Regions from separate parts of the Homo sapiens genome. Here region 2 is linked to region 1. The links are chromatin contacts, found by POLR2A ChIA-PET in ENCODE. All regions are on one chromosome and are shown on one strand. The core of a region is the stretch at or near the end of the contact, and the rest is flanking DNA. Distances in the headings are between cores, read along the strand shown. Region 1 overlaps MCF2L2 (MCF.2 cell line derived transforming sequence-like 2). Region 2 holds the start of EIF4G1 (eukaryotic translation initiation factor 4 gamma 1).

Region 1 (4,876 bases), core at 1,252-3,751:
AAGGGTTCCAACCTTTTAAAAAAGAAGGAAAAAACTTTTTGGTGCTCCAGTGTAGGGCTATCTTTTTAAAAAATGTCAACAAAGGGAAAATAAACTATCAGCTTGGATGGTCACTTGAATAGAAGATGGTTATACACAGTGTTATTGTTAAAATTTTTTTACCTTTTGGTTGGTTTGCATCTTTTTTCCATATTGTTAATTTTATACCAAAATGTTAAATATTTGTATTACTTGAATTTTGCTCTTGTATGGCAAAATAATTAGTGAGTTTAAAAAAAATCTATAGTTTCCAATAAACAACTGAAAAATTATCATGAGATGTGTATTTAAACTTTTTCATGAACATTGCTTATATAATCATTCCTTCTGTCTTAATGTACTACATGGTCTTAGCCCTGTTCCTATAGGATTATCATGTTCTCTGCATTATAGAGCCACCTAAGATGTACTTTTTGTTAAATGACTCATGCTGGAATATCTGGATGGGGAGATGTTCTTTCCTAATGTAGTCATGTGCCACAAAATGACGTTTCGGTTAACGATGGATCACATATATGATGATAGTCCCATGAAATTGTAATGGAACTGCCCTATACAGGTGTACCATTTTTTATCTTTTATTTCAGATTTTTACTGTACCTTTTGTATATTTAGATGTGTTTAGATACACAAATACTTTCCATTGTCTTACAATTGCCTGCAGTATTCAGTACAGCAACATGCTGTACAGGTTTCTAGCCCAGGAGCAATAGGCTCTACCATATATCTAGGTGTCTAGTAGGCTATTCCATCTAGGTTCTCGTATGTATAACCTGGGATGTTTGCACATCGATGTGGTCACCTAAAGATGCATTTATTGGCCAGGCGCCATGGCTCACGCCTGTAATCCCAGCACTTTGGGAGGCCGAGGCAAGTGGACCACCTGAGGTTAGGAGTTTGAGACCAGCCTGGCCAACATGGTGAAACCCCATCTCTACTAAAAATACAAAAATCAGCCAGGTGTGGTGGCACACACCAGTAATCCCAACTACTCGGGAGGCTGAGGCAGGAGAATTGCTTGAACCTGGGAAAGGGAGGTTGCAATGACCTGAGATTGTGCCACTGCTCTCCAACCTGGACGACAGAGCGAGACTGTCTCAAAAAAAAAAAAAATGCATTTCTCAGAACTTATCCTCATTGTTAAGCAATGCATGACTATAATCTGTTGAGAGAGGGATGAAATCACCTGTAGTTATAGCGCTTTAAGATACCATTTGAAAAGGTTACGTTTTCCTTTTCTTTGACACGGTTAGCTGTCTGAAATACAGTCAATTTTAACCCTAATCTCTTAATATCAGGAATGCCCTTACACCTACTTTGGAGTGTCTGGTGCTTCGATATAGTTGCATGTAATGTGCTCTCATCTGTTTTTACCTGATTCCTGCTCAGTTCTTCACATGGCATATTGTGTAACTCAATCTATATTTAAAACTTGTAAGCATCCGAATTATTTGTTTATGGTAGAACTTTTTACTTGCAAGTCGTGGTAGGAGTGTTTGTAGTTGGTACTAAAATGTGATGACTTGGAAGAATTAATTAATGACCTATATTTGGGGACTTTAATTGGATGCTATAGCTGCAATGAGAATAGAACCAGAGAACTCTTGATATGCAAGGTTATTCATTCTGTGATAATAATGAGAGGAATATTCGATGTCTCTTTGAGTCAGTTTTCCTTCCGATCACTTCCGCATTCTGCAGTGACACAATCCTTAATCATAGCTTTCATTACAATATTCCTTTACTCCAGACCTCAAAGACTCCTCACTGCCTCCAGCATCAAATCTAAACTCTTCTACCTGGTTTTCAACGCCCTACGTAAACTTTTCCTCCTTCATTCCCTATAGCTTGGTTTTTTTTTTTTTATCACTGCCACTATTATCTATCACAAATGTCAATCATGACCATACCTTGCTTAAGTTGGTTTCCCTTGCCAAGAGCACTGTTTTTCCTATACCTGTTGAAATTTTGGAAATCCAATTCTACCTCCTCTCTTCCCTTAAGCATCTCTTCCTTCCCTTCTCCCCAAATTTATATTTAGTCACATATATTATCGTACTACCTACTAATCATTCCATGTGTTTTTTTACGAGCTGTAAGTTCTGAAGGCAACCATGCCTTGTACAGTGTCCACTTAGGGTTCTGAATAATTAATCATCTCCCCAAAATCTGAAAGCCTTCTATATACCAAGCAAATTTGTTTAGTTATGCAGCAAAACTCAAATCTATAAAATCAAAAAGGAATAAGGAAATACAGATTAAACAGTTGCAGCAAAGACTGGTGATCTTAAGGTATTTAGTCAAAGCTGGTGGTAGAACAAAAACAGTAGTCTTACAGATTCTACCTCTTGATTAACTCAGTGGCTAATTTTGCCTTTTCTCAAAGTTCTTTTGCAAGAACATAAAGATATTTTTGTTTCTTTAGTTGAGTGCTGTAACTTTATTCCTTTGTGTTTCTCATAAGTATGATTTGGCAGTCTGCCATACGTTTTTTGTTTTTTTTCTTCCTCTTTGAGACAGGGTTTTGCTCTGTCACCCAGGCTGCAGTGCAGCTGTGTGATCACAGCTTAGCTCACTGCAGACTTAGCTTCCTGGGCTCAAGCAATCTTCTCACCTCAGTCTCCTGAGTAACTGAGACTACAGGTGCACCCCACCACATCCCGCTAAATGTTTTAATTTCTTGTGGAGATGGTGTCTTCACTATGTTGCTCAGGCTGGTCTTCAACTCCTGGGCTCGAGCAATCCTCCTACCTCAGCCTCCCAAAGTGTTGGAAAGTGTTGGGATTACAGACCTGAGCCACCACACCTGGCCTGTTATAAGTTAATACAATAATTCATCAACTAACTTAAAGAACACTAAGACTCTTACAAAAGTAGGTATGAGTTTTAGTAAAAGTCTCAAAAGATAAACTGTCACTTAAGGAAAACTAGAGAACATATCATTGCCAAATGGTGTTTTTCAGAGATTATACCATTCAACGCCCACATGCTGAATTGGGCCATTCATTATAACTCCAGGAACATGGCAATCAGTAAGAGCCCACATGTTTCTTTGAATACACCGTAAGTGAAAGAATATAAAGTAGTCTAGTTAATATTATGTTTAATCAAGGAGCACATTCCTAAAGATGTTTGTTCATTCATTCTACAGACATTTTTCAGAGGCCTGCTAAGAGTCAAGCATTATGATAGACGCCATGGATAAAAGCTTACAAGTCAACCAGCGTGGGTATAAATAATGTGACTAGCACTAGAACAGGTATCATGATGGGGATTCTGAGTATAAATATTTTTTTAAAATAAATTTCCCCGTGTTATTTTTGGCTTTTACCTCCCTAATTTAGGCTTTCTAAATGGCACAGCATTTCTGAGGATGCAAACACCTTTCTACAGAGCAAAAACAGCATTTGTATAAATTTGTGTCTTTGGGGAACCAAGAGACTTTAAATGTGTTTAAACCAATAATTCAGTCAATATCAACATTAGCTTACATGTAATATTCTCTTGATAGCCCAATTTTTTAAAACACTGTATTCTTAGAAGTTTGGTTTCTAAGATGTCACTTTAAGCTCTTTTGCTTGTTGCTTTTGTGGGATCCACAAATTTTGTTCTCAGGTACATAAATGAAGGTTAGTATAGAGGATAAATATTATGATTCTTATCTGGGAAAGACAGGTGCTGAGGTGTAAAAGAGAGGATCCTCGCCACCCATGCCCCGCACCCCCTCGCCCCCTGCACCCACGGATGTGCAGTCTTACCTGCGGGGGGAAAGGTCTCCGAGCCTGGCCTGCTGCTCCAGCTCAGGGTTCCCCCTTTCATGATGGCTTTCAAAGATTTCTTCACTCTGAAGTGAAAGAAATTTTGGTAAGATTTGATATTGTAGGGACCTCCTAATCTATATTTTTCTCTCTCCCAATTTCTGTGTTTGATTTTGGTTTTGAGTCTCTCGATAAGCAAAATATCCAGTTTCTCATGCCGCTTTCTCAGGTTTTCCCCAGCCACTCTGGATCCATTATGGTTTGCCCTTTTTGGCTTCCTTTAGGCACACTAAAAACTCCTTCCCAAAAGCAGGTATCGGCCGGGCGTGGTGGCAGGCGCCTGTAATCCCAGCTACTCTGGAGGCTGAGGCAGGAGAATTGCTCGAACCTGGGAGGCGGAGGTTGCAGTGAGCCAAGATCACACCATTGCACTCCAGCCTCAGCAACAGAGCGAGATGCCATATCCAAAAAAAAAAAAAAAAGCAGGTGTCCTTTCCCCTTAATCATGAAGGGCTATTCATACTTTACTGCCCCACCCCTATTGATTCATAAGAGGACAGTAAAGCGATCACTGCATTCAACATCTCCTTTTTTTTTTTCTTGTAAGAAATCAAGGTCTGGAAAAGTTGCACTCGCCCTGAGACCAGAAAGTGCTGGAGGCAGAGATGAAGTAAGCCCAGTGTAGGCTTTCACAGATGCGTGATAACAAGTCTAACTAAAGAAGTACCTGGGATACTAGTTTTGCCAATTCAGCTCTAAAACAATATGGCAATCTTATATTCCAAATATATATATATATATTTGTATTTATAGTAGAGATGGGGTTTCACCATGTTGGCTAGGCTGGTCTTGAACTCCTGACCTCAAATGATCCACTGACCTCAGCCTCCTAAAGTGGAGGAAACATATATATATGTTTTCCTTTTAAAATAGGATGTCAGTCCAATAAGAATCTAAATTTTAGTTCCCTCTAATATATATATCTGACTAGGGACCAGATAATATTTTTCATGTGTCAATATATAAAAGTTGGCCAGGTGCAGTGGCTCATGCCTGTAATCCCAGCACTTTAGGAGGCT
Region 2 (4,962 bases), core at 109-2,608, 1.0 Mb after region 1:
CCACCGCGCCCGGCCCATGATCCTTTTAAACGACAAATCTCATACTACTTGCCTAGTTAGAATGTTTCTAACTTTTTAAACGACAAATCTCATACTACTTGCCTAGTTAGAATGTTTCTATCCTTTTAATTTCCTTTGTTATAGGCCTTTCAAGGACCTAATCTAAATTCTTTTCAAAGCCTGCATAATTCGTGTTGTATCACGATTTACTTAGGCAGGACTGAGTCTTTAATTTCTTTTTTTCTTTCTTTTTTTTTTTTTTTGAGATGGAGTCTCACCCTGTCGCCAGGCTAGAGTGCAGTGGCGTAATTTCGGCTCACTGCAACCTCCGCCTCCCGGGTTCAAGCAATTCTCTGCCTCTGCCTACCGAGTAGCTAGGACTACAGGCGTGCGCCACCAGGCCCAGCTAATTTTTTGTATTTTAGTAGAGACGGGGTTTCACCATGTTGGCCAGGATGGTCTAGATCTCCTGACCCCGTGATCCGCCCGCCTCGGCCTCCCAAAGTGCTGGGATTACAGGCGTGAGCCACTGCGCCCGGCCCATGATCTTTTTAAACTACAAATCTCATACTACTTGCCTAATTAGAATGTTTCTATCCTTTTAATTTCCTTTGTTATTGGCCTTTCAATGACCTAATCTAAATTATTTTCAAAGCCTGCATAATTCGTATTGTATCACGATTTACTTAGGCAGGACGGAGTCTTTAATTTCTTTCTTTTTTTTTTTTGAGATGGAGTCTCGCCCTGTCGCCAGGCTAGGCTAGAGTGCAGTGGCACAATCTCCGCTCACTGCAACCTCTGCCTCCCGGGCTCAAACAATTCTCCTGCCTCAGCCTCCCAAGTAGCTGGGACTACGGGTGCGCCACCACGCCCGGCTAATTTTTGTATTTTTAGTAAAGACGGGGTTTCACCATGTTGGCCAGGATGGTCTCGATCTCTTGACCTCGTGATCCGCCCACCTCGGCCTCCCAAAGTACTGGGATTAAGGTGTGAGCCACCGCGCCCCGCTTATTTTTTTTTTTTTTTTGCCGAGACTTTGATTTCAGTTTCTCAGCCCTCAACCAGCACTTCGCCTTGTACTTAGCATGCACTCAATAAATGGTTGCTTAAAATATGAATGAACTAAAGAATCGCGGAACAGAGAGAAACACAGAGGGGAATCGGTCTGGGAGTTTCAAAGTTCGGGAGGGGACACGGGGGCGGGCTGTGGCTGTCACGTGACGGGGCGGGGGCAAATCCCATGTGCTCGGCGGCGCAGATCGCCCGGCGCGGCTCCGCCCCCTGCGCCGGTCACGTGGGGGCGCCGGCTGCGCCTGCGGAGAAGCGGTGGCCGCCGAGCGGGATCTGTGCGGGGAGCCGGAAATGGTTGTGGACTACGTCTGTGCGGCTGCGTGGGGCTCGGCCGCGCGGACTGAAGGAGACTGAAGGTAAAGCCGCCATGTCCGGGCCCGACCCGGCCCCCCCACCCCCTCCCCCCGCATCCGCCGCCATCCGGGCCGGGACCGGCCACCCTGCGCCGCCGCCCCGGCGCCCTGGCCCCGCGGCCCGACCCAGGGCCCCGGCCCGCCAGGGTCCCGATCCCCGGCCCACGTGTGCCTGGCCCGGCCGGGCCTGGCTGCTGGGTGGGGGTGGGGAGCGCAGGGCCGGACTATGCGGGCCCCGCGGGCTGGTAGGGCGCCGGGTTCGTCGCCGCGAAATGCCACCTCGGCCTGACCCGAGGAGGCCCGGCAGCCCACGGGCGCAGGCACCACGGCTCCCGGCCCGCCGCCCCCTCCCCCCTTCGCGGCCAGGCCGCCGGGAAGTGACACGTTGTTCTTTGGCACTGGCCCGCGCTGCGCAGGGAGGGCGCAGGGGAGGGAGGCGGTGGCGGCGGGCAGGGAGGAGCCCCCGGCCCCGCCCGCCCTCCGGGCCGACCCTCACTTGCCTGAAACCGGCTCCTCGACGGCCGCCGCCCGCCTGGCCTTTTAGGGCCTGACTCCCGCCCTTCCTGGCCTACACTCCTGGGCGGCGGCAGGCCTAGCTTCTGGCCCAGTGCGGGTTCCCCGGCGGCAGGCGTATCCTGTGTGCCCCTGGGCCAGGCCCGAACCCGGTGTCCCCGGGTGGGGGGTGGGGACGCCACGGCCGAAGCAGCTAGCTCCGTTCGTGATCCGGGAGCCTGGTGCCAGCGAGACCTGGAATTTCCGGTCTGGTTGGTCTGGGGCCCCGCGGAGCCAGGTTGATACCCTCACCTCCCAACCCCAGGCCCTCGGATGCCCAGAACCTGTAGGCCGCACCGTGGACTTGTTCTTAATCGAGGGGGTGAGTGAGGGGTCTGTTTCAGTAGGTCAGGGGTTGGTTGGAAGTGATGCGGGTTTGACAGCATGTTGGTGGGGACAGGCTGTATCTTTTCTGCTTCACCCTCTTGGCATCTCTGGGACTCCGTATGGGACCCAGCCCTTGCATCAACCCTTTCACCGCCCCATTTGCCTTAAGCTTGGGTCCCTTCCTCTTCCTGAGCGCCACTCTTTCCCAACAGGTGCTGGGGGGACCCTGATGTGGCACCAAATGAAATGAACAAAGCTCCACAGTCCACAGGCCCCCCACCCGCCCCATCCCCCGGACTCCCACAGGTAATTAGGGAGGAATTAGCAGGGGTGGGGGTGGGGGAGACCAGGCAGTCTCCAGCCTCTGGATCTTCCTACCCCCATCTGTGTCAGGGCAAAGTGCAGCCGCCTGCTGCCAAATTGAGACAGGGCCCCTGGGCTGTCCCCGGGGGCTGTCACGGGGAGGGGGTATGTGGATTGTTAAGGCTCTTGCCGCAGATCTGCTCCCCTTATTTCACCAGCTTGGGTTTCTGCCCCACCTGGGCTTCCCCTCTTGCTGAACTCTGGTCTCCCCTCTTCAGCCAGCGTTTCCCCCGGGGCAGACAGCGCCGGTGGTGTTCAGTACGCCACAAGCGACACAAATGAACACGCCTTCTCAGCCCCGCCAGGTGAGGGGCTGTGGGGAGGGGAGTAGGGGACCTGGGTGGGAGCAGTGGAAAGCTTTGGCCAGTTTAGGTCTAGGATGGAAACTGGAGGCCCCATACCTGGCCTTAATCCTCTGTGTTCTTTCATGCGGCTCTGCGCCTTGCCCTGTTGATTACTCACGGTGGCTGGTCCCTTGGATAGTATGTTGTCAATGAGGGTGGCATTACTGGGATCCTAGTGCCTCTGAGAATTGGGGGCAGTGCTTTGGGCCCTGCTGCCAGCTCTTGCTTTCCTATTTGCTCCTTTTACCGGAGGCTGCTATTGCTCTATTGCTCTCTCTGCTTTCTCTTTGGACTGTGGTGAGGTAAACACTCCAGCTGGTCCTTGCCTTTCTCTGTTCCCCAGCTTCTTCCTTACTAAGTGGGAGGATTCTTGTCCTGTCTTATTGCCTTCATTCCCTCCCCCCGCCATCACCTTGGGGGTAATTCTCTTCTTTCCTATCCCCATGTGCTCTCAGGGAGGATTCAGGTCTCTGCAGGTAATATCCCTTTCCCAACCCTGGACAGTCTTCTGGTCTCATCCTTACCCTCCACCCTAGTCAGGGGCTAGACACAGGGAATGGGGATCTTCAGGGTAGTGACTTGTTTGGTGTCCAGGTTCTCAGTTGGAGGCCGAGTGATGCATGTTAGGGGCTACATCTTGAAGAACGCGCATCTGGGGACTGGGATGCTGTTGCATGTTATGGTTAGCTCCTCATTACATGCTGGTGGAGCAGTGCATGCTGGGGATATGTTGCCCGAAAGGGCCTTACTTAGGCATGATGCATCTCGGTGTTAGGAAGCCTCTGCAGAGGGGTAGTTTGGTAGAGGTGACGTGTGTATGCATGGCAGTGAGAGAGTAAATCTCTGCAGGATGCAAAGTGTACATCTGAATTTGGAGGTTTGGAGGGCATGTGTGTGTACAAGAAGCCGCTTAGCCATTTGGTCAAGTGGTCTTGGAAGGATTGGTCGCCATGTTCTGAAGCCCACAGTACTTCTTTCCAGGCTATAGAGACATTGTGGAGTGGCAATTTTTTGTCCACTTCCTTCTCTTTACAATGCCAACTGCTTTCCTCCCTCCTGACAGCACTTCTACCCTAGCCGGGCCCAGCCCCCGAGCAGTGCAGCCTCCCGAGTGCAGAGTGCAGCCCCTGCCCGCCCTGGCCCAGCTGCCCATGTCTACCCTGCTGGATCCCAAGTAATGATGATCCCTTCCCAGATCTCCTACCCAGCCTCCCAGGGGGCCTACTACATCCCTGGACAGGTGAGGCTGGGGGCTTGGAGCCTAGAAGCCACAGACCCCTATACCTCTCACTTAACTCACCCTGACCCTCCAGTTCCATTGCTTTTCCAGAGGTGGGACTTCCTTCTGGTCATTGCCCAGAGTTGGCTTGTCTTGTCTTGACCTATGTTCTTTTTGGAGTCTGATATGGAACTCATAGCTCCCTCAACTCCTTCTCTCCCTCTCCCCCTTCCCCACCAGGGGCGTTCCACATACGTTGTCCCGACACAGCAGTACCCTGTGCAGCCAGGAGCCCCAGGCTTCTATCCAGGTGCAAGCCCTACAGAATTTGGGACCTACGGTAAGCAGGGGAGGGAGTCAGAGGTGAGAACAAGCCCAAGGGAGCATCTAAACTCATCTGCTGATTTCTAAAGCAGAAGACCCTTCCCAGGCTTGGCTTCTGGTCTAAAAATGATAAGGTTAATAGGTGGTAGGGATTGGTGCTTAATATTTAACTGGTGTTGATTGTGGGGAGAAAATTTGATTTTATTGCCAGGAGAGTTAAGAGTCTTTCCCACATCAGGGAATGTAGGATCAGGCACCAGCCTGAGAGCCTATTAGTAGGCTTTCCCTGTGACACTTCTTCCATGGTTGGGAGCCCATGTAATGCAAATTTGGGAGGTTTTTGTAGCTATTTTTTATTTATGTTCTAGGGAAGGATTAGTCTGTTCTTTATGGCAGTGGCTTCCAAGTT

Evidence for each region. ChIA-PET counts read pairs that join two places held with the same protein, here RNA polymerase II (POLR2A).
Region 2: POLR2A ChIA-PET joins it to region 1 with 13 read pairs in H1. The contact joins the promoter of EIF4G1 here to the enhancer-like site in region 1. POLR2A ChIA-PET finds 5 or more read pairs at or near these places in 2 of 52 experiments (H1 and PC-9).

What each region holds. Positions count from the first base shown.
Region 1 is chr3:183,273,075-183,277,950 of GRCh38, forward strand. It overlaps MCF2L2 (MCF.2 cell line derived transforming sequence-like 2), which reads right to left. Exons shown (of 30, transcript NM_015078.4): 15 at 3,798-3,883. It overlaps B3GNT5 (UDP-GlcNAc:betaGal beta-1,3-N-acetylglucosaminyltransferase 5), which reads left to right. Exons shown (of 2, transcript NM_032047.5): 2 at 1-311. Among named protein-coding and RNA genes, the nearest start is that of B3GNT5, 22 kb to the left of the region's middle. Within about 2 kb of position 2,502, at least 8 of the 41 ENCODE cell types and tissues checked have a DNase peak (open chromatin) inside an H3K27ac peak, as active enhancers do; they include PC-9, where a contact is called at or near this core.
Region 2 is chr3:184,313,248-184,318,209 of GRCh38, forward strand. EIF4G1 (eukaryotic translation initiation factor 4 gamma 1) reads left to right here and starts at 1,359. Exons shown (of 33, transcript NM_198241.3): 1 at 1,359-1,427; 2 at 2,242-2,298; 3 at 2,516-2,609; 4 at 2,885-2,971; 5 at 4,074-4,250; 6 at 4,470-4,569. The coding sequence starts at 2,550. RefSeq lists enhancers at 782-1,282, 2,007-2,628 and silencers at 1,110-1,439, 1,460-2,169.